4 separate regions of the Homo sapiens genome follow, and regions 1, 2 and 3 are each linked to region 4. Evidence: chromatin contacts called from ENCODE Hi-C or POLR2A ChIA-PET data. All regions are on one chromosome and are shown on one strand. Each heading gives the region's core, a stretch centred on a gene start or an enhancer-like site at or near the end of the contact. The rest is flanking DNA. Distances are from core to core; before and after follow the strand shown. Region 1 overlaps RBM47 (RNA binding motif protein 47). Region 2 overlaps RHOH (ras homolog family member H). Region 3 has its middle 7.6 kb from the start of RBM47-AS1. Region 4 has its middle 31 kb from the start of NSUN7.

Region 1 (3,283 bases), core at 764-3,263, 260 kb after region 4:
GCCCCCATCTGCAGTTTCACTTTTCTCGGTTTCAGTTACCCGTTGTCAACTGTATTCCCAAAATAGAGGCATACAGTATGATATTTTGAGACAGAGAGAGAGACCACACTCACATAACTTTATTATTAGAGTATTGCTATAATTGTTACATTTTATTATTGTTGTTGTTAATCTCTTACTGTGCCTAATTTATAAATTAAACTTAATCATAGGTATGTATTATATATGTAAATATGTATAGGAAAAAACAGTATATATAGGGTTCATTACTATCAGAGGTTTCAGGCATCCACTGGGGGTCTTGGAACAGGTCCTCCTCAGATGAAGGGGGACTACCGCATATCTTTAAATATTATTTAGCAAAGTTAAAATAGCTGAGAACATTAAACAGGTACTCTAAGCTGTGGCTATGCCACGATTTATTGACCATTTTTATACCATTGAATATTTGTGTTTATTACATTACGTGTAAATATATACTATTATGTTCATTGCATTGTATTATAAATAGAACTTCAGTAAACAGATTTGAATGTAAATCTTTGCTTGGGTATTTGATTATACATGTCTATAAATGGAATCATTGGGCTAATGAGAATTGACTAATGAACACTGTAAAGCTCTTGATATTGTCCAACTCTTTCAGAAACAGCAAATTTTACCCACCTTCCCACCTATCCCCACGCATCATATATGGCAATGTGCGTTTCACAGGGCACATGTAAAAACTGTATTACCAATTTAGGAAGATTTTAAAACCAGAAATATTTTTATAGATACTCAAAAAATATTTAGGTTGGTGCAAAAGTAATTGCAGTTTTTGCCATTAAATGTAACGACAAAAACTGCAATCACTTTTGCACCAACCTAATAAAAGCCTATTCCCTCCCCTTTACCTACCCCACCTCTAGCCAATATCAGGTCTCTAAAGTAGAAGACAGTGTCACCAGATCTGTTATTACTTACCAACCTCAATCTCTCTATGGGAAAAAGATATGTGAGGCCTACATTCATTCACTGAATATTTATTATTACCACTTATGTTCATTTCTTGCACTGTGCATCAGGAGAAGCTGCTGGCTCATGTGGTACTTCTGTTTATTATGATTATATTTTTGAAGCACCACCATACTTTTTCCCACAGAAGCTGCACCATTATACATTCCCACCAGCAGTGCACAAGGGTTCCAGTTTCTCCACATTCTCACCAACACTTGTGGTTTTGTTTTTTTGATAATTGCCATCACAGTGAGTGTGAAGCGGTATATCATGGTGGCTTTGATTTGCATTTCCCTAATGATGAATGATGTTGAGCATCTTCTCATGTCCTTAAGGGGCATCTGTGTGTCTTCTTTATTTTTTCAAGGGTCTTTGCAGATGTGTAATGCAGATGTATAATGTATATCTTTGCGGATGTATAATGTATATCTTCCTTGGAAAAATATCTGTTCAACTTTTTTGACCATTTTTAAATTAGCTTGTTTGCTTTTTGTTATTGAGTTGTAGTTCTTTATATGTTCTGAATATCAATTCCTTATCAGACATGATTTGCACATATTTTCTCCTACACTGTGGGTTGCCTTTTCACTCTCTTGACAGTGTCCTTTGGTGCACAAAAGTTATTAATTTCGATTAAGTTTACTTTATCTATTTTTTCTTTTGTTGCTGTGCTTTTGGGGTTGTCCAAAAAATCATTGCCAAATCCAGTATCATGAAAGTTTGCCCCTGTATTTTCTTCCAAGTCTTATAGTTTTAGCTCTTACATTTAGGTCTTTGATCTATTTGAGTTTATTTTTATATATAGTGTAAGGTAAAGGCCAGGATTCTTTTAAAGATGTACTTTTGATTCCCACCAAATCTCGGTGAAAGCCTGTATCAAGCAGTTAAGAAAACGACATGAGTATTCAAGCCAACATTTGTTCTGAATGATTTTTCTTCCTCGTATAGGCTTAGGTGGTTTCCCAACAGACAGGTGAAAGCAAGCGTTTGGGGAACTGATGGCTCATGTAACTAGGATACAGCAGTGAGGCGGCAGTTGGGCTCAGCAAGTGTTTTGTAAATATGCTTGAAGAAATCCCCAAAAAGAGAACAGCAGGGGTAGATAGTGGCTTAGGCTAGAAAAAAACGTGCATGTGGGTGTTATGTAGGTGCATATATTTGCAGCAGAGGGAAGGAGAGAGGACACTCTGTTGTTGGGAATTGTGGGCTATAGAAGATAAAAACATCTTTTGTACAAAAACAAATTTCTTTTCATGCTGCTTCAGAGAAAAAAACTAAATTAGCTACAATTATGTGCTAACTATGTTTCCAAAACAGTTGTCCTAGTTCTGTTTTATTGTGGACAGAACCTAGCTGTACTTAACAAAATGTGAAGCCTGTCTAGACTTCCCTTGGAGAATATTGAAAAGTACAAAGACTCCCCAGGCTGTGTAACCCGCCTCGCCTAGCTTCAAATGTCTGCACTGGACGGGCGCTGTTCTCTGACGGGCTTGGAGATGACAGTAGTGCCATGCTAATGCAACTCAGGGTCTCAGAGGTCTCCCCACATGAACAAGATTCTGTATTAGGCTCTCAACATTGGAATGCTTGACATTGGCAGTTGGCTGTCCAAATTCCAAATAAATTAATGTTAAATCTTTTTTTTTTTTTTTTGAGACGGAGTTTTCACTCTTGTCACCCAGGCTGGAGTACAATGGTGCGATCTTGGCTCACTGCAACCTCTGCCTCCCAGGTTCAAGCGATTCTCCTACCTCAGCCTCTCGAGTAGTTGGGATTACAGGCGCCTGCCACCATGCCCGACTAATTTTTGTATTTCTGTTTTAGTACAGACAGGGTTTCTCCATGTTAGCCATAGCTGGTCTTGAACTCCTGACCTCAGGTGATCCGCCCATCTCAGCCTTCCAAAGTGCTGGGATTACAGGCATGAGCCACTGTGCCCAGCCTGTTAAATCTTTTAAAACTCTGACTTCGGAACCTATGAGAAACAAACTGAAATCCAGCCCATCCCTGTTTTGGTTTTCACAGGGACTGGTTTAGGTCCTCAGCAACGTGGGCTGCTGTAGGTCCTCATTTTCTCTTTGCCATAAAAAGGGATTTGGGAAAGAGGAAATAACTAAGCCAATTAAATTTTCTGATGTAGGATGGGATAAGACAGACCATGCTGTCTAAAAAAACCATTTGCAAGACTGGTATACTATATTTCCCTTGAATAATTAAAATCATTTCACACTTTATTAACTCGAAGAATATCCAGTATTTCCCTGTGAGCCTGAGAATAAATGAT
Region 2 (3,030 bases), core at 450-2,949, 470 kb after region 4:
GACCCCAGAATACATCACGATTGTCTGGTCTCTCCACTCCCTCATCATGGCTTTTTATCTACCATTAGTATTGAGTTCCAGGTCGGGATGCATTTTAGAATCTACCAAAAAGCTAATGTAGACTTCAGGTTTAATCAAGAACTTTTTATGAACTCATAGCTCAAATAATTTTCAGAGCTTATCTTTTCTTGTGAAAACCTGCTTGACATCTTAGCCATTGATTATGTTTCTTTGCTTTATCTGGACAGATACAGTCTCACGAAAAGTAAGTTCCTACTATTGAGTTGTACTGACCCCACTCAACTTGTAAGCATTTCTTTCTCAGCACTGGGGCCGAGCACTCACAGAGCCCTGTCCCCTCTGTCATGTCATAACTCTACAGATGCACCAAAGTGAGTCCTTTCATCACATTTCATTCTGGGTAAAGGGCGCCTCCTAAGTACGAAATCCTTGAAAGAGAAGAGCCAAACTCTCCTCTTCCCTGTCACTCCCTTGTTCAAAGGAAATACCTGAAACCTGAGGGGTGGAAAAGTGAGATAAGAAAAAGAGAATATTGGCCAGGCACGGTGGCCCACGCCTGTAATCTCAACACTTTGGGAGACCGAGGCGGGTGGAGCACCTGAGGTCAGGAGTTCAAGACCAGCCTGACCAACATGGTGAAACTCCATTTCTACTAAAAATACAAAATTAGCCAGGCGTAATGGAACATGCCTGTAATCTCAGCTACTTGGGAGGCTGAGGCAGGAGAATCACTTGAACCCAGAAAGCAGAGGTTGCAGTGAGCCGAGAGTGCACCATTGCACTCCAGCCTGGGCGACAAGAGCAAAACTCCATCTCCAAAAAACAAAACAAACAAACAAACAAAAAATGAAGAGAAAGAGAATATTGGCTGGGCACAGTGGCTCACACCTGTAATCTTAGCACTCTGGGAGGCCAGGGTGGGAAGATCGCTTGAGCCCAGGAGTTCAAGACCAGCCTGGGCAACGTAGTGAGACCCTGTCTCTATAATTTTTAAAATTAGCCAAGTTTGGTGGTGTGCACCCATGGTCCCAGCTACTTGGGAGGCTGAGGTGGGAGGATCACTTGAGCTCCAGAAGTTGAGGCTGCAGTGAGCCATGATCACACCACTACACTCCACTGTGGGTGTCAGAGCAAAACCCTGTCTCAAAAAAAGTTTTTTAATAAAAAAAGAAAAAGAGAATATTTCCCAAGCTTTTTATAACATTAAATAATGGTGTATTTCATCTCTGCCAATTTATATGCAATCAGCCTTTGGAGTTATGCTTTAAATACCAAGGATTGGAATGGAGACCTTTGCAAATGATGGTGTTGTGTGACATAGGTGGGTCCCATTCTCATTGCCAGAAAGACAAGGGCAGGACAAAGGTCAGACTTGGAATATTTTATTTAAAAATATATTTTTCCAGCTACTCGGGAGACCGAGGCAGGAGAATGGCATGAACCCGGGAGGCAGAGCTTGCAGTGAGCGGAGATCACACCACTGCACTCCAGCCTGGGTGACAGAGCGAGACTCCGTCTCAAAAAAATAAAAAAAATCTAAAAATTAAAAAATAAAAATAAAAATATATTTTTTAAAATACAGGCTACTTGACTGGCAGGGGTGGAGCTGCAAGCTACATGAGGTCGGATGTGGCAAAGCCATTCAGTCAAGCTGCTCTGGGAGGAAGTGGGGCAGGGTGGTTTTGAGCAGACCCACTTGAGACTCCTGGGGCAGCCACTCACCTGCTGCATGGGCTTGGCCTTGTCACATCAACATGCTGAGCCTCAGTTTCCTCATGTAAGATGGGACTCAGTATAATGTGGGCCTACACACATGTGGCAAAAGAATGCTTCGCTCGGTGGCCGGCACAGCACATCTGAAGCACTGAACAAACTTAATCAGGATGCTTCTAGCTTTCTTGTCACTCACTGCACTGGATTCTGCTGCCCAGTTAACTAGTCAGTGGAAAGTAAGACAGAATAGAATTGCTATGGATGGAATGTTTGTGTCCCCACAAATCTCAAAATGTTGAGGCCTAATCCCCAGTGTGATGGTATTTGGAGGTGAGGACTTTGCGAGGTATTAGATCATGAGGGTTGAGCCCTCATGAATGGGATTATTATCCTTAGAAGAAGAAACACCAGAAAGATGATCTCTTGCTCTACCATGTGAGAACACAGCAAGAAGACAGCCATTGCAAACCAGGCAGAGGGGTCTCACCAGAACCCAACCATGCTGTCCCTTGCCTTGGACTTCCCAGCCTCCAGAACTGTGAGAGATAAATTTCTGTTATTGAAGTCCCCTAGTCTATGGTTTTCCACTATAGCAGCCCAGGCTGACAGAGACAAGAATGAACTACCCGACCATGAAAATTAACTCTTTAATGTCATCAAGAACATATTTAATGCTGCTACTTGGAATAGTTAAGAATCGATATGCAATAGTCTACAAAAAGGTACCACAAATTTTGAAGTATAAGAAACCTGTGTCTGCATCTAGGCAGGCAAAAGTAAGTATGTGCTTATGTAGAACACACAACACACGGATTCTACCCATATGACCTATTTTTCTTCTTACCCCTACAAGGCTGGTGAGGGTCTGCTTGCTTTCTATAACCACTGTGTGGCACAGAAGCCCAATTACTGTCTTTCTCTCCATTTCAGTTTAACACAACTTTACCTCCATTGCCTTCCCTGTGCTGAGCCCTGGGGACACTGAGGAGACCAGGAGGCAGTGCTACCTTCAAGAACAGCAGTCTAGCAGGAAGACAGACACTTATCGGCTCCATTTCTGCCAGATTCTGCCACTGGAAAGGGTTTACACATAGATTCCTGGTCTCAGGTATGAGAGTTCCCAGACGGAGCTGTTAAGCTTGGCTCCCGCCAACAGGTGGAGGTCTCACCTGTGTGTCTTTGCCCAGGTGACAGCAAAGCCATTTGAGTGTGCCCTCTCTGGCCTTCCCTTCCTGCTCTGCTGCCACCGTGGAACCACCTCCTCTTCCTTCACTTAGGATCATGTATGGTGGCCCT
Region 3 (3,100 bases), core at 240-2,739, 300 kb after region 4:
ATTTTTTATTCTTTTATTCACCTGTTTATTCCATAAACATTCATTGCTGGAGTACCAACTATGCAGGATTCACCAGAGAAATAAATCAACAAAATTGACCCTCTGCCTTCTGGAAACTCCCAGGCATGATAAGACTGTTTTATGGAAGGGGCACACACCCAGGCTCGAGCCAGAGATCTACAAGATGAATAGGAGTTAGGCAGATGAGTAGGGGGAAAAGGGATCGGGAAATGCCTGGGCCCGGAGGAAAGAACACGGTATCATCAAGTCCATGAAATCAGTTCAGGGTGGCTGCCTTAAAGGAGGAGAAAGTGTGAAGAAATCCAACCTTTGCACTGTTCAACATTAAATAGGGTTCATGGCCCTGTGTTAACTGTGGGAGGAAGAGATTTGGTCCCTATGACAAGGAAGCTAGGGGAGCCAGTAATCACAGAGAAAGAACCCTCAATCATTCATTCCTTCTTAGGACTTTCAGGAAATGGTGGAGCCCTGCGTTTATCTACACTGCTGAAGCTAGAGCTGCCCCTAGTGAAAAACTCCCTTCCTGCTGCCTTCCTGGCCCCAGGGGGGGATGCCTCCCAACTCTGAGCTTGTCCAGGAGTTTATAGCAGCAATCAAAGCTTTTAGGGCTGCCCACCTGTTTCTTGTGCAGGTCCAGGTTCCAGCCTCTGGGACCTTCACCCTTTCCTCTTGGGTCATACAGCAGCTGCATGTGGGTGTCCCCACTGTTCCTACGTAAACCCCCCATGGGACAGGAATGCAGGCTTCTCAGCAAAGGTGATGGAGGCCTATAGTCCTCCAGATGACTGAGGGTGGATGATATGGTTTGGCTGTGTCCCCACCCAAATCTCGTCTTGAATTGTAGCTCCCATAATCCCTATGTGTCATGGGAGGGACCTGGTGGGAGGTAATTGAATCATGGGGGCAGGTTTTTCCCGTGCTGTTCTCACAATAGTAAGTCTCATGAGATCTGATGGTTTTATAAAAGGCAGTTCCCCTGCACATGCTGCCCTGCCTGCTGCCATGTAAGACATGCCTTTGCTCCTCCTTCACCTTCTGCCATGATTGTGAGGCCTCCCTGGCCATATGGAGCTGTGAGTCCATTGAATCTCTTTCCTTTATAAATTACCCAGTCACGCATATGTCTCTATTAGTAGCATGAGAATGGACTAATACAGTGGAGGAGAATCCTAAGTAAAATCTTCAGAGACACATTGGCTTCCCCAACAGGATCATATTTCCTTGAAACTCCATTCTGCACAGTTACCAGAAACAAAAGCAACACTAATCCCTGCATATGCAAGAAATATGACCTTTCCTAGGCTAATTTTTAGCCACCCTTCTTTCTTGGCTCGTTCTACTTTGTTTGTCAAAAATCTTCATTAATGATTAACCAACCATGAGGTTTAAATAACCTTAGTCATTCTAAGGCAGCTAAGAGATGTCACTGAAGCCCAGTTTTTTCTGAGATGACCTTGCTGGGGGTGTGCTGGGTCAAAACATTTGCACTTAATGGTATTGTGATAACACTGGGCCATGCCAGTTTGGTTTTGCTGGGATTTTTCCGCTCCTTTTTCACGACCTTTATTCCAAACTGACAGCACCATGAGATAGTTTTACTTCCGTCGACCTCACCACCCTCACACCTCCACCCCCATTCAAATTTGGCCATTTGACCCTTTCTCAATCTTATATAGAGTACTATGCAGACTCAGCTTCCCAATAAACCCCTAATGTCCCCTTTCCAAATAAGACACTCCCCTAAGGAGAGAAATTCTGGAAATGCAACTGATTCTAAATGTGCTCTAGCATTTATAGAGGGAATCTCTTGTGCATAAGAGACAACAGCCAAAATAATCTACTTAGAAATTACCCAACGCTTTAGTGCAAACAGCCGTGCCACTGAGTGCTCAGTCAAGCCTGCCTTCGGCGAGCATGTCTTTTTTTGGTTCCTCATTTTCCTTGTGTTTGGGAATAATGTTAAAGTCTTAGATGATGATCATTCAGCAGGAGATAAGAATAATGGCTGACAGTAACTTACCATATATGCCAATGGTCAAGTACTTTACGTGGATATTTTTTAAACTTTTTATTAAAAGAGTAACATAGATACAGTAGTGTACATACCATAGAGAGCTTGATGAATTTTCACAAACTGAGCACATCCATGTAACCAACATCCAGAGGAGTAACATGACCAGCATTCCAGAAGGTTTTGCATGGCCCTTTCCAGTGACCACCTCAACAAGGGAAACAGTCAAATCTACAGCATAGATTAGTTTTGCATGCATCATGTTTTCACACTTGAGCTTGCTACTCTTAATACCCCCATTTTACAGATAAAAAGCAAGGAGGCAGAAGGAGGTTTCATAACTTCTCCCGAGACCACGTCGCTGGTAAGTGAAACAGTGTAGATCTGAACCTGGAATATCTAACTCTAGAGCTGGGGCTGGGGTTGGAGGGATTATAGATCACCCATTTTGTAAGGATGTAGAGTCATTTGTTTGTTCTAGAAGTCACACCGATCTCCTAATAGAGTCACTTTATCTTAAAGGACATTGGAGCAAGTGGAAAGGAAAGTTTAAAAATTACACACATTGCAGAATATAGATGCAAAACTTTCTGGAGTCTGAAGGTCTTATAGGGTCACCTTTCTACATTTTTTTTTCCTGGTGGCCTCCAAGCCTCTTACATTCTAGCATGTCTTTTATCAAATGTTGCTCTCAGAAAGGGAAGAAATAAACAAATTCATTCCCAAGGAGGTGAGTTATGTGGGGCTTTTTGTCTTTTGTTTGTTTGTTTTGAGACAGGGTCTTGCTCTGTCACCCGGGCTGGAGTGCAGTGGCGCAATCCCTGCTCACTGCAGCCTCGATTTCCCAGGCTCAGGTGATCTTTCCACCTCAGCCTCCTGAGTAGCTGGCACTACAGGCATGTGCCACCACATCCAGCTAATTTTTTGTATTTTTTGTAGAGATGGGGTTTCGCCATGTTGCTCAAGATGGTCTCGAATTCCTGTGCTCAAGCGATCCTCCCATCTCATCCTACCAAAGTGCTGGGATTACAGGCATGAGACACTGTGCCTGGCCTCCTGAGTTATGTG
Region 4 (3,414 bases), core at 421-2,920:
AAACAAGGATAGGCAGACTTTTAAAATTTATTGGAATGATCTGATACTTGAAAATCTTTTCCTCTGCATTAGCTAACTGAATGTCCAATGAATAATCATGGATTATCATAGCTAACAGAATATCCAATGAAAAATCATGGATATTCTGTAATACAATCACTCTGGCTCATCAACACCAAACATAATTGCCATGAGGACATTATTTTATGAATTATTAGAAAAGCATAAAGTACTAACTAAATAGGGAATTTCAGAGTTAATGCAAAACCTCAAAATGGCTTTCAAAGAAGCTTATTTTCTCAGAGTAGTTTAACCAATGGGAGGAAAATCACTTCTGGATTATACAGAATTTGTTCATAAGGTTTGATCAGAAGGTGACCTAGTGATGAGGCTACTAATAATGGGAGAACTACACGAAAGAACAAATCTGCTGTTATGAGGCTCCAGGGCACAGGAACTATTACTCTAATTTCAAGTGACAATGAGTTTTTATAGCTGATAGCTACTTATGTCTCCCAAAACACTCTAATGCACGTTCCTGTCAGAAATTTGTGTATTTAATAGACTATATTCCCGATGTCACCTTTCCATCAGATTTAAATGAATCGGGTATAGTGTCATGTTTTAATTTCTCAATAAATATATGTAACAGGAATTTTCCTACTGAATTAAAAATGTCATTTCAGTGAGATAACCAAATTGATGATACTCGGAATTTGCAATTCATCATGATTACTGCCAGATTTAACAAATATAATTCACTTTCTCCTACTACCCTGTGATTAGCTAGAGGTCATGGCTTTGACAAATCTAGACTCCCTGGTGCTTTGGGTATAACTCTTGCCCACGTAACTTCTGTTATTTCTTATGAGGTATATGAAGGTGAATAGCATGCAGTTTTTACACCGGGGAGGGCATTTTTCTTCAGCAAAATAATTATCTCATTGCATTTCCCACTGGAATAGCTGACACCCCCCTGCCCCTCAAAAACAGAGAAAACAAAGGCTATCCATTTTAGTCCCCTCACGCTAGGTTTTTTTCCTTACCATTTCCCCCTTGTTTTTTCCATTCTTGGGGTATTTGGATATGAGGGAAGATGAAGAGGTAACAGACTGAGAAGTGTTCATTTTTCTTGTGTCGCTCTTCACATTGGCCAGCAAGGGGAGTTGTAGGAACAATTACAGTGGTTTGAGCTGATACACTTGTGAGCATACCTCTCACGATTGGTTAGGAGTCACAATGTCTTTTGCCCTGGACTCCCTGTGTAACACAGGTAGTATTTTGTGTACCAGTCTAGTTTTCCTTTCATCTCATACTTTGCTGACCAAAAATTAATTGTGAACTTCAAAATAAAAACCTACTGAAATGGTGAGACATTGGAAATGAAGTGAGCCTTCTATGCCCAGGTGGCATAAAAATCTAATTGTAGCTTCAAGCAGCCCAAGCCCCTTTAATGCGGATAAGAGAGCATTCAACTGACTTCAATAAAAAGGGACTTAAATGGAAGGGAGGTAGCCTTGAGGAGAGCTGGCGCTGACTGCTGGGACTGAGGAGGCCATTGTTCTACATTCTCCTAGGGCTTAGGGAGATTGACAAGGCACCTGCTGCTTTCCAGAGATGAACGTTTAGGTCAGCCCTGAAAACACCCAGGCCTGAGACACTCCCCTGGCCTCTTGGCCCCCTGCCATCCAGGTGCAGGAGATTCAAAGGTACAAAGCAAAGGCATGGGAAGAGCCCTTTGGAGAGATCTGGGGAGACTGTTTCTGCTCCATGAACAATCCAGGACAGCTCTCTCCCCTTTAAATCATCTTTCATGCTTCTTAGCTCCAAGGCTTTCTATGTTCTTCCATGGATTCCTCTACTGTATCTATGCCATAGGAACATTTGATTACTAACCACTTTCACAGATCATGGTTCACTTCACTGAGTTTGGGACCAGGATCCATGAATATGTACCCTATTTAATGCCTTAATGCTGCTTTCCCAATTCCCATCCTGGCTACTGAATATATTTTGCTGTTGACTGCAAAATAGACTAAAAATCAGTAATCACTAGTTTTCTGAATGTGAAGTTCAGGTTTTTATTTCTATGTTTCTTTTGTTAAGTACTGAATAAATTTTGTGCCCTGTGCTTAGTTCTCCAACAGGCTGTGTTATATAAAGGAGAGAATCTGGGCTTAAGAATAGGAGATGTAGTCTTTCTTTTTTTTTTTCTTTTCTTTTTTTTTTTTTTTTTTTTTTTTTTTACTTTATGGTACTACAGGCACATGCCACCATGCCTAGCTAATTTTTTTAATTTTTTGTAGAGAGGGGGTCTCACTGTGTTGCCCATGGTGGTCTCAAACTGCTAGACTCAAGCAATCCTTGCACTGTAGCCTCCCATAGTGCTGGGATTACAGGTATGAGCCTCTGTGCCTGGCCTAGATTTTAGTTCTGGTTCTGCTACTTAATAGCTGTATGATGTTGGACAACTCATATAATCTTTCTAGGCTTGTCTATTTTCTCATCGGCAAAAATGGGGAGGGAGGACAAGATTCCAGTCTTGAGAGTCAAGCAGACTAGGGTTTTAAACCTATTTCAGGTATTAGCTGGATGACTTTAAGCAAGTGACAATTAGTGTTATTTTAAGGCTTTAGTGAGATAATATATGTGAAACCCTTAGCATCATTCTTAGGACACAATCAGCACTCAACAAATAATAGTTATTATAATAATCATGACAATGTCCATGTTATTAAAGTTCTTTAGAACCCTTTTTTAAGCTCTAAAATGCAATGATTTAAGTTTGAAATGTTGTGGTTGATTGCTGTAAATAAGGCTGTTCACTTGATCCTGGGCTTCTTAAGAGAATTTGGTAAGAAATAGGCTGAAATTATAGAGGACTTTGCAAAGTGCTTAGATTTTGTTATATAGTACTATAGTAACATTCAGCAAACAATGTGATTATCAGCATTGTAATAAACACAGTCATGGGCCAATTTCCTTTGTTTTTTCATAGTGTAATGCCTACTAGAAATTCTTTAAAGGTTAAACTTCATATTCAGCACACCATGTCCTCTCTACAAACCCTCTCTTCCTAATGTGTGTATACCTTTTTTTTTTTTTTTTTTTTTTTTTTTTTAATGAGATGGAGTTTCACTTTGTTGCCCAGGGTGGAGTGTAATGGCGTGATTTGTATATATCTCTAGCATGTATATATCTCTCTCTTCTAGGAGAATTTGACTCACCGCAACCTCCGCCTCCCAGGTTCAAGCGATTCTCCTGTTTCAGCGTCCCAAGTAGCTGGGATTACACGCACACACCACCATGCCCAGCTAATTTTGTATTTTTAGTAGAGATGGGGTTTCTCCATGTTGATCAGGCTGGTCTCGGACTCCTGACCTCAGGTGATCCACCTGCTTCGGCCTCCCAAAG

The links. A loop is a pair of places that touch in the nucleus more often than their neighbours do. ChIA-PET counts read pairs that join two places held with the same protein, here RNA polymerase II (POLR2A). Pooled maps may share reads with other maps.
Region 1: a loop to region 4 is called in a pooled map, with 4 times the contacts of the local background. The contact joins two enhancer-like sites. A Hi-C loop is called at or near these places in 15 of 37 single-sample maps with no recorded cell type and 6 of 50 pooled maps. POLR2A ChIA-PET finds 5 or more read pairs at or near these places in 1 of 52 experiments (GM12878).
Region 2: a loop to region 4 is called in a pooled map, with 2.3 times the contacts of the local background. The contact joins two enhancer-like sites. A Hi-C loop is called at or near these places in 3 of 50 pooled maps. POLR2A ChIA-PET finds 5 or more read pairs at or near these places in 2 of 52 experiments (Caco-2 and activated T-cell).
Region 3: a loop to region 4 is called in a map of Caco-2, with 2.7 times the contacts of the local background. The contact joins two enhancer-like sites. A Hi-C loop is called at or near these places in 1 of 168 maps with a recorded cell type or tissue (Caco-2) and 3 of 50 pooled maps. POLR2A ChIA-PET finds 5 or more read pairs at or near these places in 1 of 52 experiments (activated B cell).

What each region holds. Positions count from the first base shown.
Region 1 is chr4:40,461,306-40,464,588 of GRCh38, reverse strand. All of the region lies in intron 3 of RBM47 (RNA binding motif protein 47), which reads left to right. Among named protein-coding and RNA genes, the nearest start is that of RBM47-AS1, 37 kb to the right of the region's middle. Within about 2 kb of position 2,013, at least 4 of the 41 ENCODE cell types and tissues checked have a DNase peak (open chromatin) inside an H3K27ac peak, as active enhancers do.
Region 2 is chr4:40,246,305-40,249,334 of GRCh38, reverse strand. RHOH (ras homolog family member H) reads right to left here. Exons shown (of 3, transcript NM_004310.5): 3 at 2,368-3,030. Among named protein-coding and RNA genes, the nearest start is that of RHOH, 51 kb to the right of the region's middle. Within about 2 kb of position 1,699, at least 5 of the 41 ENCODE cell types and tissues checked have a DNase peak (open chromatin) inside an H3K27ac peak, as active enhancers do.
Region 3 is chr4:40,416,945-40,420,044 of GRCh38, reverse strand. No RefSeq gene overlaps it. Among named protein-coding and RNA genes, the nearest start is that of RBM47-AS1, 7.6 kb to the left of the region's middle. RefSeq lists a cis regulatory region at 1,382-1,395 and an enhancer at 1,316-1,460. Within about 2 kb of position 1,489, at least 6 of the 41 ENCODE cell types and tissues checked have a DNase peak (open chromatin) inside an H3K27ac peak, as active enhancers do.
Region 4 is chr4:40,716,972-40,720,385 of GRCh38, reverse strand. No RefSeq gene overlaps it. Among named protein-coding and RNA genes, the nearest start is that of NSUN7, 31 kb to the left of the region's middle. Within about 2 kb of position 1,670, at least 8 of the 41 ENCODE cell types and tissues checked have a DNase peak (open chromatin) inside an H3K27ac peak, as active enhancers do.